2 separate regions of the Homo sapiens genome follow, and region 1 is linked to region 2. A link is an interaction called in ENCODE POLR2A ChIA-PET data of the cell type or tissue named here. Cell type or tissue: PC-9. All regions are shown on one strand. Links, peaks and the distances in the headings refer to the core of each region. The heading gives the core; the rest is flanking DNA.

What was found. Peaks named below come from ENCODE experiments on the same cell type or tissue, not always from the same donor. Only the 100,000 strongest peaks of a DNase experiment are listed, where the experiment ranks them.
Region 1: POLR2A ChIA-PET joins it to region 2 with 8 read pairs; 2 of 35 experiments call an interaction of 5 or more read pairs at or near these places.

The regions. Positions count from the first base shown.
Region 1 is chr4:76,719,206-76,727,181 of GRCh38, forward strand. The region is part of intron 3 of SHROOM3 (shroom family member 3); the gene reads left to right. All of the region lies in intron 2 of SHROOM3-AS1 (SHROOM3 antisense RNA 1), which reads right to left. Among named protein-coding and RNA genes, the nearest start is that of SHROOM3-AS1, 79 kb to the right of the region's middle. In PC-9, for the core only: no CTCF peak of the experiment used is centred there; a DNase peak (open chromatin) is centred at 4,936; H3K27ac peaks cover 1,814 bases.
Region 2 is chr4:76,543,168-76,551,143 of GRCh38, forward strand. All of the region lies in intron 1 of SHROOM3 (shroom family member 3), which reads left to right. Among named protein-coding and RNA genes, the nearest start is that of MIR4450, 26 kb to the right of the region's middle. In PC-9, for the core only: no CTCF peak of the experiment used is centred there; a DNase peak (open chromatin) is centred at 3,884; H3K27ac peaks cover 1,468 bases.

The DNA of each region.
Region 1 (7,976 bases), core at 2,028-7,027, 180 kb after region 2:
GGGTGTTTGCATGTGCCTGTCTGTGGAAAATAACACACCACCATGGAAGTGATTTCTCCTAAGTTTTAGCAACATATGCTATGGCACAGAAAAACAGTATGGAAGAAAATTCTAAAATCATATCTGATATCTGGAGAAATTGGTAGAAACCATCCTTCTTTCCTCCAACAAATAAAATGCCCAGTTCCAAATGAGAGTTGAGAAACAGAAATTATTTATTGGTAATTAGAAGTTGTGCTATTCTATTTATGCTGTGCTGTTCTTTTGTAATTGAGTTTGTAAATTAATAAAAGGCAAAGATGAATGCTATTACACATCATAGATATTACAATGTTTGCATCAAATTCTGCTTGATTTTTATGCAGATGTTGACATGTAGGAAGGACAGTTGAATATTCTGATTCTCTGTGTGTGTCATTGCTGACAAAGGGGATATAAAGAGGGGAATATTGGGGAAAAAAACATTTCAATTTGTTACCCCCCGGCAATTGAATGAAAAACACCCCTGTTGCTAGTCCCTCTCTTTTATAGTAGTGTTTTCATGCAGTAATCAATAAAATTTAATCTTCAAAAACTGTTTCAGAATGGAGGATGGGGAGGAGATAACTAGTAGTGAAGGGGATATTGGGACAGGCATGGTAGAATGGGGTAAAGTAGGATACGAGAAAAGGGGCTGTATCTTTTATGCCAGTTTTGGTGTTACAGCGTTATGACTGCACATTAGCAGACTTCACACTTACTGATGCTTCAGCTGTCAAAACCAAAAGTCCCCAGGACATATTATCAGGATGTGACATTTAAAAACAACTTTTCTTTCCAGAAGGGACTGTGTGTTGCTATGAGATGGTATTACCTAATGCATACCTTTCTACCTACTGAACCACTTTTTAAAGACACAGATATTAATGAGGGAATTATGAAAAGCCTTGGAAAAGTGTTTTTTAGGTTTTTTTTTTTTTTTTTTTTTTTTTTTTTGTGAATCCAAAAGGTCTGAGGGATAGTCTTGAGGAGCCTGGAAGTAGTTATAGAAACAAGGAGTTGGCCGGGTGCAGTGGTTCAGGCCTGTAATCCCTTTGCTAATGGAGTGTTGAAGGACAATGGCCACCTTTTTTCGTGTTTTGAAAGATTCTTGTTTGTTTCAAATCTTTTAAAAATGCTTCAGACCTTTTCTGTCTCCTGTGAACATATTATAAACATCTAAACACCATCTGAATGAAACAATGTTATGAGTGCAGCTCAGTGTTTTTTGACTTGGTCCCAGTTTTCCATTGCTATATGTTTTTATCATTAGTATTTGGGGCCTATCATTTTCCTATAAACAGTAAATGCCTAAAAAGGGATGTTGTTCAAATATGCATCATCTATTATTCTATACTAAAGAAGATATAATCTCTCCCTGAATTCTTTCTTTTTTTTTTTTTTTTTGAGGCAGAGTCTCGTTCTGTTGCCCAGGCTGGAGTGCAGTGGTGCAATCTCAGCTCATTGCAACCTCGCCTCCCGGAGTCAAGCGATTCTCCTGCCTCAGCCTTCTGAGTAGCTAGGATTACAGGCACGCACCACCACACCCCGCTAATTTTTGTATTTTTACTAGAGACGGGGTTTCACCATGTTGGTCAGGCTGGTCTTGAACTCCTGACCTCGTGGTCCGCCCACCTCGGCCTCCCAAAGTGCTGAGATTACAGGCCTGAGTCACCACGCCCGGCCTCCCCCCGAATTATTTCTACAGTGACATTTAATTGTTCATATTGAGTTTATTTCCTTTTTAAAATGTGAAAGGGGGCAATTTAGCAGTAATTATCAAAATTGGAAGTGCATTTACCCTTTGAGCCAGCAACTCCACTTTTAAGAATTTCTCCAGCACTTTGGGAGGCCGAGGCGGGCGGATCAAGAGGTCAGGAGATCGAGACCATCCCGGCTAAAACGGTGAAACCCCGTCTCTACTAAAAATACAAAAAATTAGCCGGGCGTAGTGGCGGGCGCCTGTAGTCCCAGCTACTTGGGAGGCTGAGGCAGGAGAATGGCGTGAACCCGGGAGGCGGAGCTTGCAGTGAGCCGAGATCCCGCCACTGCACTCCAGCCTGGGTGACAGAGCGAGACTCCGTCTCAAAAAAAAAAAAAGAATTTCTGCAGACATTTCAACATACATAGAAAACACTATGTGGACATGGTTATTCATTGCAGCATTATTTGTAATAGCAAAAGACTAGACATGAAAAAGTGTCTACAAAAGGGGTCTGGTTAAACAAATATATGCATACGGTGGAGTACTAGGTAGCTGAAAGGAAATAAAGGTATGAGGAAGCTCTGTAAATACTGGTATAGAATGATCTTCAATATGTTTGAGGGCTTTTATTTGAGAAGGGGGTCTCAGTTTTGCCCAGGCTGATCATAAACTCCTGAGCTCAAGCAATTCTACCACCTCAGACTTTCAAGTAGCTGGGACTACAGGCGTGAGCCACCATGCCCAGCTGAATATGTATTGTTGAGTAAAAAAGCAAGGGATAGAACAGGCCATGAAGTTTCTTTTGGGAAAGGAGTGAAATGAGATTATATGTTCATGTTTGCCTGTATTTGCATAACAGAACACTGGAAAAGATACTTAAGAAATTAACTACAGTGGTTAGCTTGTAGGGGCAAGAGAAATGGGTGTGGTGGAGGAGGAATACCAGAAGTAAATATGGGGAAAATATGAAGACTTTATAAACTTTATAAATTTTGATGATGCATACATGGTTATTTATATTAATCCAGATACATTTATATATGTTTAAAATGTTTCATAAGCAAGGCATAGGGGTACGTGCTATAGTCCTAGCTACTTAGGAGGCTGTGATGGGAGGATTGTTTGAGCCCAGGAGTTCAAGGCTGCAGTACGCTATGATCATGCCACTGCACTCCAGCTTGGGTGACAGAGTGAGACCCTGCCTCAAAAAACGATTTCATAATTTTAAAAATACATGAGGAAAAATGGGGAAAAACAGCAGTGGCATGTAAAAAGAATCTTTAAAAACAATGCTTTACTATTCACAATAGCAAAGACATGGAATCATCCTAAAGGGCCATCAATGACAGATTGGATAAAGAAAATGTGCTACCTATACACCATGGAATACTATGCAGCCGTAAAAAAGAATGAGATAATGTCTTTTGCAGGAACATGGATGGAGCTGGAGGCCATTATCCTTAGCAAACTAACGCAGGAACAGAAGACCAAATTCTGCATGTTCTCATAAGTGGGAGCTAAATGATGAGAACACATGGACATATGGAAGGGAACAACACACACTGGGGCCTACTTGAGGGTGAAGGGTAGGAGGAGAGAGAAGATCAGAAAACATAACTATTGGGTACTAGGCTTAGTGCCTGGGTGATGGAATAATCTATATAACACCCCCAGTCCATGACACAAGCTTACCTATATAACAAACCTGCATGTGTACCCCTAAAATTAAAGTTAAAAAAAAAACCAGTGCTTTATCCCCAGCTAAGCACAGTGTTCAATAAGAATATGATGAAGATCTACAATTCAAATATTTGAAATTTTAATTTAATAGACCTAATTTGCAGAATATATTGATGTATTTTGTTTCTTTTTTGGGGGATATGGGGGTGTTTGATTAGAACTTTCTTATGATGGACTTTGTCTCATAGTATTGCGCACTAAACAATAATGGATGGAGAGGTTGATGGGTTAGTAAGGGGTTTAAGAAATATGGTAACTTTTATTTTGTGGTGCTGGTAGTCTGAGTATATTTTGTATTCTTATACACTTGACTCGGGTCCAGTTGATAACTGGCAGAGTTTTATAACACTGCACCGAGAAGAGCCCATGCAACATGTGTCATAACAGTTCGTTAAAGAATAGCATCAACAAAAAAATTAGTTCTTAGAATTTTTTATTTTCCAACTAATAGTTGTCACTTTCTCCATTTATCCAAAGCATACCAATCTTTCAAGGTCATCTGAAGTCCCACTGTACTACTAAGCCTTCTGGCTGACTTCAGACCCCATTCATGTGAGCTTTTTGTATCCAAAATGCCTCTACAGCCTCGGTGGCCCAATATGATCTGAATTTTATACCATCTGCTCTTCACTCACAAGGCTCTGGCTATACTCTCTTGTATTCTTTAAAAACCCAAACTCATTCCTCCTCTCAAGGATTTTGCATTCATTTTTCCTTTGGAGCTATATATTCTTCTCCTAGCTCTTTGCATGGTTAATTATTTCTTATCATTTAGGTCTTGGTTTGAATGTCACTTGCTCATAGAGGCTGTCTCTGACTTAAATGGGGACTTTCCATCACACTCTCACATTACCCAGTTTTATTTCCTTCAGAACCCTTATAACTATATGAGAATATCTTGTTTGATTTGCTTACTTGCTTACTCCCTGTCTCCCTCCTCTGCCTCTCCCACCTCATTGCACAGTGCTCCTTACTTGCAAATTAAAAGCACAGGCTCTGGAGAGAGATGCCTGGGTTTAGTAGCTGTGCTGCTCACTACATTTGTGACAGTGAACACATTGTTTATTCTGTATTTACCTCACTTTCCTCATTAATAGTCCTGTATCATAAAGGTAATATAAAGGCTAAGTGAGAAAATACTCGTCAAGTGCCTAGAATGGTGGTTGGCACTCAGTAGGCACTCAAATATTTTTTGAGTGAATGAATGATGCTCTGACTTTGTTTAATAGTTTTTCTTGCATCTGAGCCTCCCCAGCAAGATTATAAACTCTTAGGCCTTCCAAGACCTTGCAGAGCTCCAACTATAATTTAACAAGGTTGAAGGCACATAGGTGATTAGTGAATACTGCTTAAAATACTGAACTTACTGTAGATTTCTCAGAAACTTGTTTTGCATTCCTGAATCTCTCTGTGTTAGGGCAAAATCATCTAAGAAGGACATCATGTCACTTGCGAATTCCAGTTTCATCAGCCTACCCATCCCACGCAGTTAAGCTTCCTTGTTTGTGGTTAGGAATGCAACAAAAGGGCTTTGTTTGAATTACACCCACACACAAAACTTAGTTTGCTAAATTTTAAAATTAAACCATCTTCTGACTTACTGATATGCTCATGATGTGATGTACTTTAGGAAAATATTTCTTTAAGTTCTTAAAGATCAAAGTGATCCCAAAATGTAAAATTAGTATGCCATGCTCTTTAGGAATGCTTATTAAATGTTTCGCATCATTGAGAAAGTCAGCTGTTTAACTGAAAAAATAGCTGTTTAATTTTTTTTTTTTAACTCTCAAGCTACAGTGAATTGTATTTTCAAAATGAAAGACTATTTTAAAAATACTTTGCTTTTCAATAGGTAATACATGCGTATAGTATAAAATTTGAAAAGTTACAAAATGAAATACAGTGAAAATAAGTTTTCCTTCCCAGAGGCAGTCATTGTATCTAGTTTCTTAAGTGTCCTTCCAAAACTACTCTTTACGTTAATATACACACATGTGATTTTCCCCACATACTGTAGCAGACTGTACATGTAATTCTGCATCTTTCCAGTGTAACAATATATTTGGAGATATTTCCATATCAGTATGTATAGAGATACTTCATCCTTTTTAACAGCCATTATATGGATATACCACACTGAGTTAACTAGTCTGCTGCTAATGGGCATTTAGGTTGTCTTCCAATCTTTTGATGGGTATGTTATTTTAAAAATCATTTGCTAGATGTTGTCAAACTGGCCTTCATTCAGGTTGTACTGATATACACTGGTGGGCTATTTTTGGTCATCCTTTTCAATTCTTCGCTTATTTCATCACTTACCTCCTATCTGTACGGTATGGAAGAATCTTATAAAACAAAGATTTATCTCCGAAGCCCTCTCCCAACATATCTTCTGCATCTAAAAGAAAAGTTGTTTTTTGTTTTTTTTTCCTCGTGTTTTTGTTTTTTTCAGGGCCTTTTGATTTGCTTCCCCCTCCCCACCCCCACCGCCAAAATCATCCTGTCATCTTGTTCTTAATCTATTAGAACTGTGATGAAACCTGATACTCTGCCCAGGGCAAATAAATAGTTACCTCTCCAACCTCCTCCAAAGTAAAAGCTCCAAAGTTGAGTTTGCTGTCTTTGTATTGCAGGTATTGGACCTACTTTCTAAAGCACTTATTTTATCTGTACTGTAGGAATTATTTCATTTGCTCTTTCCTGCAGAATGTAAGCTCCTTAAAGGCAGAGACAATATCTTAGTCATTATTTCTTTAAAATATCTCTTTAAAATTTGTTTAATTTTTTATTTTCTTAAATGGACATTTAATTGTACATATTTATGGGGTACATAATGATGTTTCAGTACAAATAATGTATAGTGATGAGATAAGGATAATTAAATATTTTTAAATATCAGTTTCAACTCTTCTAGTCCTCATGTACCACATCCCTGGAGCCCGATCCCGTGTGTCACCTCCCTCACTTCTCCCTCTTCCAGGTTAGGTTCATCATGAAAACAGAGGACATTGGGTACGAGGTCCCCTCAACTTTTCGTGCTACCTACTTGCTTTCACATTTGCCAGCATCCACCTTTCTTCTATCTCAACAGCACTGGCTTTCCTCCTCCATAAGCTCATACCCTTCACCTGAGTGTTTGAATCCCATCCCTTCCTGAGTCTTTAAGGAGTCCTCCTCCTGTGTCCTGTGTCTTCAGATGGGCCTCTGCACGCTCTCTGCCTTATAGACACTTGCTTGAACTTCTCATTTAAAACAAAAACATTAGGAACAAAACCTTTTCACTCCCTGGATCCCTTCAGTCTTCTAGCTACCACCCTCTTCTCCCCTTTAGAAACAGGTTTTTGAAGGAATCATCTGCCCATACTGCCTGTCTTATCCCTTGTTCACCTTTAGCCCCATCCTAAAGCATGCCATTGCAAGGACTTGCTAGTTGCCAAATCCAGTGGCCATGCATCTACCCTCATCACACTAACCTCTTTACAGCATTGCAGTGGTTGACAGTTTCCTCCTCCTCCTCACTCTCCCCACTAGAAATCTGTGAGACTCCCATACTTAACTTGTTTTCCTCCTCCTTCTGTGGAAGCTCCTCTTGGGCTTTTTCCCAGGCTCCCTCTCCCCTAAATTTTGATCATTCTCAGAGACTCATCCTTAAATCATTTCCTTTGTCTCCCTGTTCATTCTCCTCAAGTCACTTATCTTCTCTCAAAGGCCCTGTGTTTTGTGACTTGTAAATTTCTATATGCAGCCCAGCCCTCAGTCCTCTAGTCCTTCTCCACTGAAAGTCCCACAGGCACTCATTCGCATGCCCCAGAATGAGCCATCAGCATCCTGCTTATTTCCTCTTCTCTCTCTCCACTCCCATCCCCTCCATCTAAAAAAAAAAAAAAAAAAAAAATTTAAGAGACTGTCTCTCTGGAAGCTGCAATGCAGTGGCACACAGTCATTGCTCGCTACAGCTTCAAACTCCTGGGTTCAAGTGATTCTCCTGCTTCAGCCTCTGAGTAGTGGGGACTACAGGTGGATGCCACCACACCCAGCTAATTAAAAAAAAAATTGAGCCCCCTGCCTCAGCCTCCCAAGTAACTCAGCTTATAGGCACAAGCAAACTAGAGGGCCTATCTGGAACCCCTGAAGTTATCAGTAAACGTTGTCTCACACCTCATCTCCTTGACAGGAAGACATCTTTTTTCCTGTGGAGCCTGTGGAATTTATCACTTTCTATTTCTCTTGGGTGGGAAAATCTTCTCGGCATCTAGCTAGGCATGGACAGATACTGTTGGGTGATGATGCCACTGAAGAGCCGTCCTTAGTGTCACGTGGTGCTGGTCTGAGGTCACGGTCCATTGGTGTCCATTGGCTTCTCAAGGCCAATACCCAGTCCCGGGGCTAATTTCTACTACTGAGAGTGATTCTGCCAACTCCCTTCACTAAGTAGTGGGAATGAGCAGTAGGAAGATGACAGTTTGTTCTTTCTCTTCTTTCTCCTAATGTATTTTGGGCCCACTGGGGTCTA
Region 2 (7,976 bases), core at 1,463-6,462:
CCTTTCCATGGGATAGTGCTATGATAGAGTTTATGGAAAAGCATAGAAGAGGCATGCTACCAGTTTCAGGGGCTTCAGGAGGGCTCCCTAGGGAAGGTGATCACTGAACTGAGTCTTGAAAGGTGAGTTAGGGGGTTGTGAGGCTGAGGGTGGTAGAGGAGGAAGCTGCACCTGGAAAGTCCTGGAGGTATATGAGAGTGTGGAAAGTCCTGGAGGTATACGAGCGTGTGGCTTACCCAAAAGCTGCACATGGATTTGACAGGACTAATTGAGTTTTTATTTGTTTGTTTCATCCTATCACTGGTAAGACAATATTTGTATCAGTCAGAAGATACCAGGTTAGGCTACAGTAACAAACAACCCCAAATCTCGTGGCTTAAACCACAGGTTTATTTCATGCTCATTCTACATGTCCATGATGTGTCTGCAGGGCAGCAGCTCGTTTTAGTTTCCCAGTGACCCTAGCTTACAGAGTGGTCATCATCTCAAACATTATCAGTCACCATGCCAGAGGGAAAGGAAACTCTGAAGGATCTCTGCCTGGAGATGACACGTGTTTTTTCTGCTCAAAATATGCTGACAAGAAATGTTTCATGGCTCTACCCAACTGCAAGTGGCCCAGCCTAGAACTCAATGAAAAAAAGCATTTCCTCTGAAGCCAAGGTGGAGAGCCAGGAATACTTGTTGAACAGAATTAATGACCAGCACTGTGTTTGTTAGCCATTTTGTGTGTGACACTGTTCAACCAAACACCAAGCAATTTAGAAAGACTGGTATTTACCTTCTTAGACTTCTTATTAGCCACTAGTGCCCTAAGTCTTCTCTAATCGTGGATTTCAATACCATTATCCTCACTGTTCCACAACAACTTCCTGTTTTTATATTATGCACCCATGACTTTTCTAAGAAAGCATGTTTCTAGTTTGCTTTTGCCATCAAGAATCTTAGAGCCAAATTTGCACTATAGTACGTTCCAGGTAGCCCTTATTATCTGCAAACAGTTGGTACCAGAAAAAGTCTGTCTAAGGGAATCCATTGTAAAACAGGGAGCAAAATATGATGTTAGATTATGCAGAGTTGAAAAACAAAACAAATGAGTATGAAAATAAATTTACTTAATTTTACTTTTAAAACACTTATATCACATTGCAACCACGTGCTAATTCTCAGCATGAAAAATTAACCATGTTGACTTTTTGGGTCCCACTTTCCTCAAAAAATTTTAAGATAGCTCAATGGCTTTTTTTTTTTTTTTTTTTTTTTTTTTGATGCAGAGTCTCACTCTGTGGCCCAGGCTGGGGTATAGTGGCACAATCTCGGCTCACTGCAGCCTCTAGCTCCCAGGTTCAAGTGATCCTCCTGCCTCAGCCTCCTGGCTTTTTTTTGTTTTGTTTTGTTTTTGTATTTTTAGTAAAGATAGGGTTTCGCCATGTTGGCCAGTCTGGTGTTGAACTTCTGGCCTAAAGTGATCTGCCCACCTCAGCCTCCCAAAGTGCTGGGATTACAGGCGTGAGCCACTGCACCTGGCTGGTTTATTCTTTATATATTGCCTCTTTTGAGAGATATTCTAGTTAACTATGCAATGGATTTGCATTCTATTTGCTAGTTGTATTGGTTGTTTGCAATCCCACAGCATAGACGTTGATGGAACAGCAGGAAATTGGAGCTGGTGCTAAACTGCAGAATCTGTTAGAGCGGGGCCTTCTTTTACAGCTGGTCTCTTCACTAGTGAATATTTCTGAATTAGGAAGACTTTGCCTCCCTATGAAACCCTGTAACTGTGGAGACCTGGATAATAAATACCTAGATAGAGAATGAGAATCCCCATGTGTGGAATGCATTTCTTGGAATTAATCTTGTCCTTGGCTTTTATTTTATCACTTTTTTCCTTTTTGTTCAGATTCCCTCTACTATTTTCTTTTTTTCTTTTTTTTTTCTTTTTTTGTATTTTTAAGGAGTTGCCTCAGATCTTTTCTAACAGGAGGCAGGGTATAAACCAACAATGGACATAAATATTGACTACCCAACTTTTTAATTATCCCCAAACTTGTTTTTTCAGAATCGGCCACCTTGGGGTAGATGGGGTCTGTGAACTTTTCTTAAGGCACTGAGCGGAGTTGAGTGGCTGAAGATGCTTCAGTGAAGCTTGATGTTTATCCTACCCTTGTGGTCAGCTCCTTCCTCCCAGGGAGCTGTAAATCAAGAACTGTGGGTGTTTCTTGATTTTCCGGTGCTGCAGCTCATTTGGATGGTCCATAGGGTGTCACTGGGTAACTTCCTGCTCTGGGACCTCTCTCTGAAATAGAAACTTCCCTCCAAAGGAGAGACTGTCTCCTATTTCATTTATAAATCAAGTTAACTCTGGTTCTTTGACTTTAAGAAAATAACCTATCTCCTCCTCTCAGCAAATTTCTTCCTCTTGGTCTCATGCATGCAGTTGCTAACACATGTATTCTTGTGGTGGAAACAGTAGAAAAGTATTAAACCTTTAAAATAAAACCACAAAACCCTGCAATTCATGAAACAAACCTCTATGGAGTCTTTGCTCTTTGTAAGGGACTTTCCGTGTGTTTGTTCATGCAATCCTTACACCAACCCTATGTGGTTAGTCTTATTGTTCCCATATTAGGTGTAGGAGATGGATGCTCGAAGAAGGTGCAAATTTCGCCCAAGATCACCTAGTATTGGAAGTGGGATTTATACCTATGTTGGTCTGACTGCAGAGCTGCCCATCTTTATACACCTCACCACTGTCTCACCTCTTTTCTTATGCTTCCCAGCCAGGTTATAAAACTTGGAAAAGAATAGCATACCTCCTATCTAGAAAATAACAAAAGAAAGTCATTCTGTAATTTCTAAATAATACTAAGTGTTACATATGTATTTTAATTTAAATAAAACTATGGAATTTTCCCTGATGGTCATCTTAAGTGTGAGAAACACACATTTTCACTTGTCAGGGTGGTCTTATAGTAATGCAGAGCAAACAACATTATCTATATTTTATAGATGAGAGACCCATCCAGGGTCCTGCAGATAAAAGGGCCAGAGTTGGGATTAGAGCACAGGATTCCTGACTCCTAACCCAGTTTACTTTCTTCTACTACAATATACCCCATTTACGACCCCAAATAGGAATGTTCAACAGTATAAATGTAATGATTTAGGATGAGATGAGAGGTAGATGGGAAGAACAGGAGGAATCACCTCTGTACCCTGTGGCACTCATTGCAACCCATGGAAATGTTTCTGTTTTAAAGTCCAGCATTTAGTTCTGGTGCCAAAACAATGCTGAGTAATTTCGTAGAACCTGAGAACCAGAGAAGGATCCTGGGAGGAACTTTTTGTTTATTTGACTTTATTTCATTGGCCTCACTTTATGTTCTTTTCAAAACCAAGAATGCCCACTGGGTTGTGAGTAATGACAATTTCCAGACAATAGAAAATAATGCCCAAACGGCTTTGTTTGAGAGATTCTTGACGTCTTTTGTTATCCACCTACCTTTTTATCTCTACATTTTGCTCATTGCTTCCATACAATTATCGCACTTATAGAGAGCATATTTTTCCTCAAACCGCCAACTTCACAAAACAGCAAATGATTTGTAGGTTATGTTGCATTAACTGTGAGTGACTGAAGTGCCCCTCAATCACATACCCCTGCCTTTATCTTCATCTAGGAATGAAAGTAGCCAGGAAAGGCAAAGAAATCATTCAAGAATTTAAACATAAAAAGTTGGCTAAATTCTGCTGTGGTAGACTTCTACCGGATGAGTTTAATGTTAATTAAAACTCCAAGTGGAGTTGTTTGTAAATGAATCATTCCCTGTTCAGTTTGATGTAGCAAGGTCAGCTTCCTGCTCCACCGGCAGTGCGTGCCAGCTCTTTTTCTCATGTGTAAGCTGTGAATGCTGTTAAGCCTGTAAACCACTATAATAGGTTCAGAGATTTTAGGATCCCTGAAAGAGAAGGATCAGAACACAGCAGTGTTGAGTGTCAGGTTTCTTGGGCACTTGAAGGATTAGGCAGGACAAGTGAAGTGTTACTTTAGGGACAAATGTCTGGGCGATTCTCAGGCAGCAGGCTGGAGAATGTGGGCTCTGAGGTTAGTCTTGAATTCTAATCCCAGCTCTATTGTTTTACTGACTGTGCAACATGGAGCAAGTCATTGCCTTCTTCTGAGCCTTGGTATTCTCATTTCTATAAAAATACAATTATAATAACCTTATTGTGTTGTTGTGACAATTTGATGCGATAAAGTTACTGGAACACACGAAGCCCTCAACATCTGGTTGCAATCATGATGATAATTAATGTATCTATGCAATAAATAGTGGGCACTGCTATGTGCTCCATGCTGTTCTGGGCGTCGGGGATACAGCAGTAAACAAGACAGACACAAATCCCTGCCTTCGTGGGGCTGACATTCCAGTAGAGGACAGACAATAAGCAAGATACGTAAGTAAAAAATAGAGTTCATGGCCAGGCGCGGCGGCTCATGCCTGTAATCCTTGCACTTTGGGAGGCTGAGGTGGGTGGATCACTTGAGGTCAGAAGTTCGAGATCAGCCTGGCCAACATGGTGAAACCTTGTCTCTACTAAAGATACAAAAATTAACTGGATGTGGTAGCGTGCGCCTATAGTCCCAGCTACTCGAGACACTGAGGCAGGAGAATCACTTGAACCCAGGAAGCAGAGGTTGCAGTGAGCCGAGATTGCATCACTGCACTCCAGCCTGGGTGACAGTGCAAGGCCCTGTCTCAAAACACACACACACACACACACACACACACGTCATGAATTAAGTGTTAATGAGAAAATAACAATGCGGAGGAAGATAAGTAGTATTAGGGGAGGCTGAAATTTTAAAGCGGTAGCTAGGAAAGGCCCCCTCTGGAAGACGAATTTGTGTAAGACCTGGAGGAGGTAAGGGAAAAAGTCAAATGGTTCCCTGGGGGAAAAGCATTCCAGGCTGAGGGAACAGCAAGTCTAAGGCCCCTGAAGGAAGACAGTGCCTGCCATGCTCCCTGTGCCGCTGGAAGGCCAGGGGCTGGTATTGAGTGATCCAGTGGAGAACACTAAGAAGTGAAGCAGCAGGGAGGTCAAATCCAGCACGGCAGGGCCTTTGGTACAGAGGGAGGACTGCGGTTTCTCTTCTAAGTGTGATGAGGAGGGTCACAGGGAGGGCACAAACCCTGGAGAAGCACAACACAGGACCAATCCCCATAACAGCAGCTCCACCCTTTCTCACTTAGACTGGGCTAGAGTGGTTAAGCATGAGGAAAAGAGATGGGCCTGGCTTTCTGTGCCTCAAAGCACCACGTCAAGCTGTGACATAGGCATCCACCACTCTTCCTTTGTGCCTACACCTGTATTTTTGAATGTACTCTCATCACAGTGTATATCACCGTGCTGTTCTTCAAAGTCAGTTTCCCCAGTATTTGTTCAATAAATGTTTACCGATCACTCATTACGTGCAGGCACTATGTTAGGTGCTAAATAGTACAGTGACATAAAAGGCTGTAAACAATTAAAAAATCAACGCCTCTTATGTCAGAAAAGTAACACTGTGTCATCAAAGCAAAGTCGACTTCTCCTATAGGTGTGGGTATATTTAGGATTTGAGAAGGGAAAAAGCGTGCTTAGCTTCCGGGCTCCAATGTGCGGATATACACCCTCTCCTTAGCTTGTTAGCTTAGGGATTTCCCACCCAGTTGCACACGGTGTGTTATCTGAAGTCATTTAACCTGTTGACAGTCGCATTCTTGGAATAAGTAAGTTCCATGCAGGTGAACTTGGACAAACAATGCCAGTAACCTTTTTAGCTGCTGAAGTAATTGGTCCAAAAGTTTAAAATAATAAGCTTCATTTTCCACTGAATCTTGTTGACAGAGAGTATCAGCAGGGCTTGGAGTTAGAAGAGTCTAAATCCCTGATGAATAGTTCAAAAAAATTACTGTTAAACTTTTTGTAAACAAGGTTTTTTTAGTCATAATAATGTTTTTAAGATAAATTGTGTGGATAATTGGTACAAACTTACGATGTATGCATTTAGTTAGCCTCAGTACAATCAAATGTGTTGTTACCAGTGCATCAACAAATGCACCTCAATATCTTAATTTATCATTCATGATAATAAATGGAGACAACACCATAGATTAAGGTAATTCACAGCCTTGTTCTAGCCAATGGCTTCAACTTTCTTTCCTTTTTTTTTTTGAGATGGCGTCTCGCTCTGTTGCCCGGGCTGGAGTGCAGTGGAGCGATCTTGGCTCACTGCAACCTGTGCCTCCTGGGTTCAAATGATTCTTCTACCTCAGCCTCCTGAGTAGCTAGGATTACAGGTGCGTGCCACCATGCCCGCCTAATTTTTGTAATTTTAGTAGAGACGGGGTTTCACCATGTTGGTCAGGCTGGTCTCGAACTCCTGACCTTGTGATCTGCCTGCCTTGGCCTCCCAAAGTGCTGGGATTATAGGTGTGAGCCACTGCGCCCGGCAGTGGCTTCAACTTTCTTGGCAACCAAGTTTATTGTAGGAGTGGCCAACAAATATCACATCCACAGACACTGATGCTACCAAATAGAAAGGTCAGGAAAGGGCCAGCAGCAACAAAGAGGGAGGAGGGGAATGTGAGGGTCCTAAGGAATCCACAGGCTGATGGAGCATCCCTTAATCCAGTTAACTGAAATGAGTTAGACTAAGAGTCTACACTTGGCCCCCAGCTGGCTCAATTCAAGTCCTCCCTTGGACCTACTGGGACTCCACCTTTAGGAGTGGATCCTCTGGAGGAATCCTGGCACCAAGCAAACTTCCCAGGGCTCCTTTGACTTGCTGGAAATTGGCTGACCTCTGAGGGAGTGTTGTTTAAATGGATCAATTTAAGCACAGAAAGAATCCAGCCTAATTTTTTGTGTGTGCGTTTTAATTTTTTTTTATCAGTATAGGCTCTCTGACATGTCCCAGTGAATGTGCATGTTTTTTAAGTACAATGATATGAAATATATTAAAAGTATACTAGAATATAAACTCTGGGAAAGGAGAGAACACCGTGTTTCCTTTGTTGATATTTTCCCAGCCCTAGAATTATGCCTGCCAATGATAGATGCTTAAAAAATACTTGTGAGATGAATGAAAGAATGAATGTGTTCACCAAGTTTCTGACCTCAAAGAGTTTAGGACCTAGAAGAGCAGATAGGGCATGGTCAGAAATACCTATGACAAAGGTAGTGACTGAGGCTTGTCTTAAGACAGAAACCATTAAGAGGAGAGGATGAAATAGATTCTGCCTGGGTTGATAAGGAGACATTTCATAATGGAAGAGTATTTGGAGGAAAAAAGGAGGAAAAGGAAACTAGAAATGTGGGATGGGCCTTCTACAAAAGATCACTGTTGAAGAAAGCTTCTAAAAATCTTCTTTGGTAATAATTAAAACCCCAAGACAGCACAAATCCCTGAGAGACAGTATGGAGAGATGTGAGAATCAAAACATGAAGTAGGGGCCCATGAAATGTTTGACAAATAAGTGCCATTTCAAAAACGTCATCCCATGGCCAGGTGCAGTGGCTTTCATCTGTAATCCCAGAACTTTGGGAGGCTGAAGCGGGAGGCTTGCTTGAGTTCAGGAGTTCAAGACCAGCCTAGGCAACATAGTGAGACCTGTCTCCACAAAAAATAAAAAAATTTCCCCAGGCATGGTGGCACATGCCTGTGATCCCAGCTACTGAGGAGGCTGAGGTGGGAGGATTGCTTGGGTCCAGGAGTTTGAGGCTACAGTGAGTTGAGATCACACCACTGCACTCCAGCTTGAGCAGCAGAGAGAGAACCCTCACTTGGGGGCTAGGATGAATTTTTTTTCGAGACAGGGTCTCCCTCTGTTGCCCAGACTGGAATGAAATGGTGCAATCTTGGCTCACTGCAACCTCAACCTCCTGGGCCCAAGCGATCCTCCCACCTCAGCCTCCTGCATAGCTGAGAC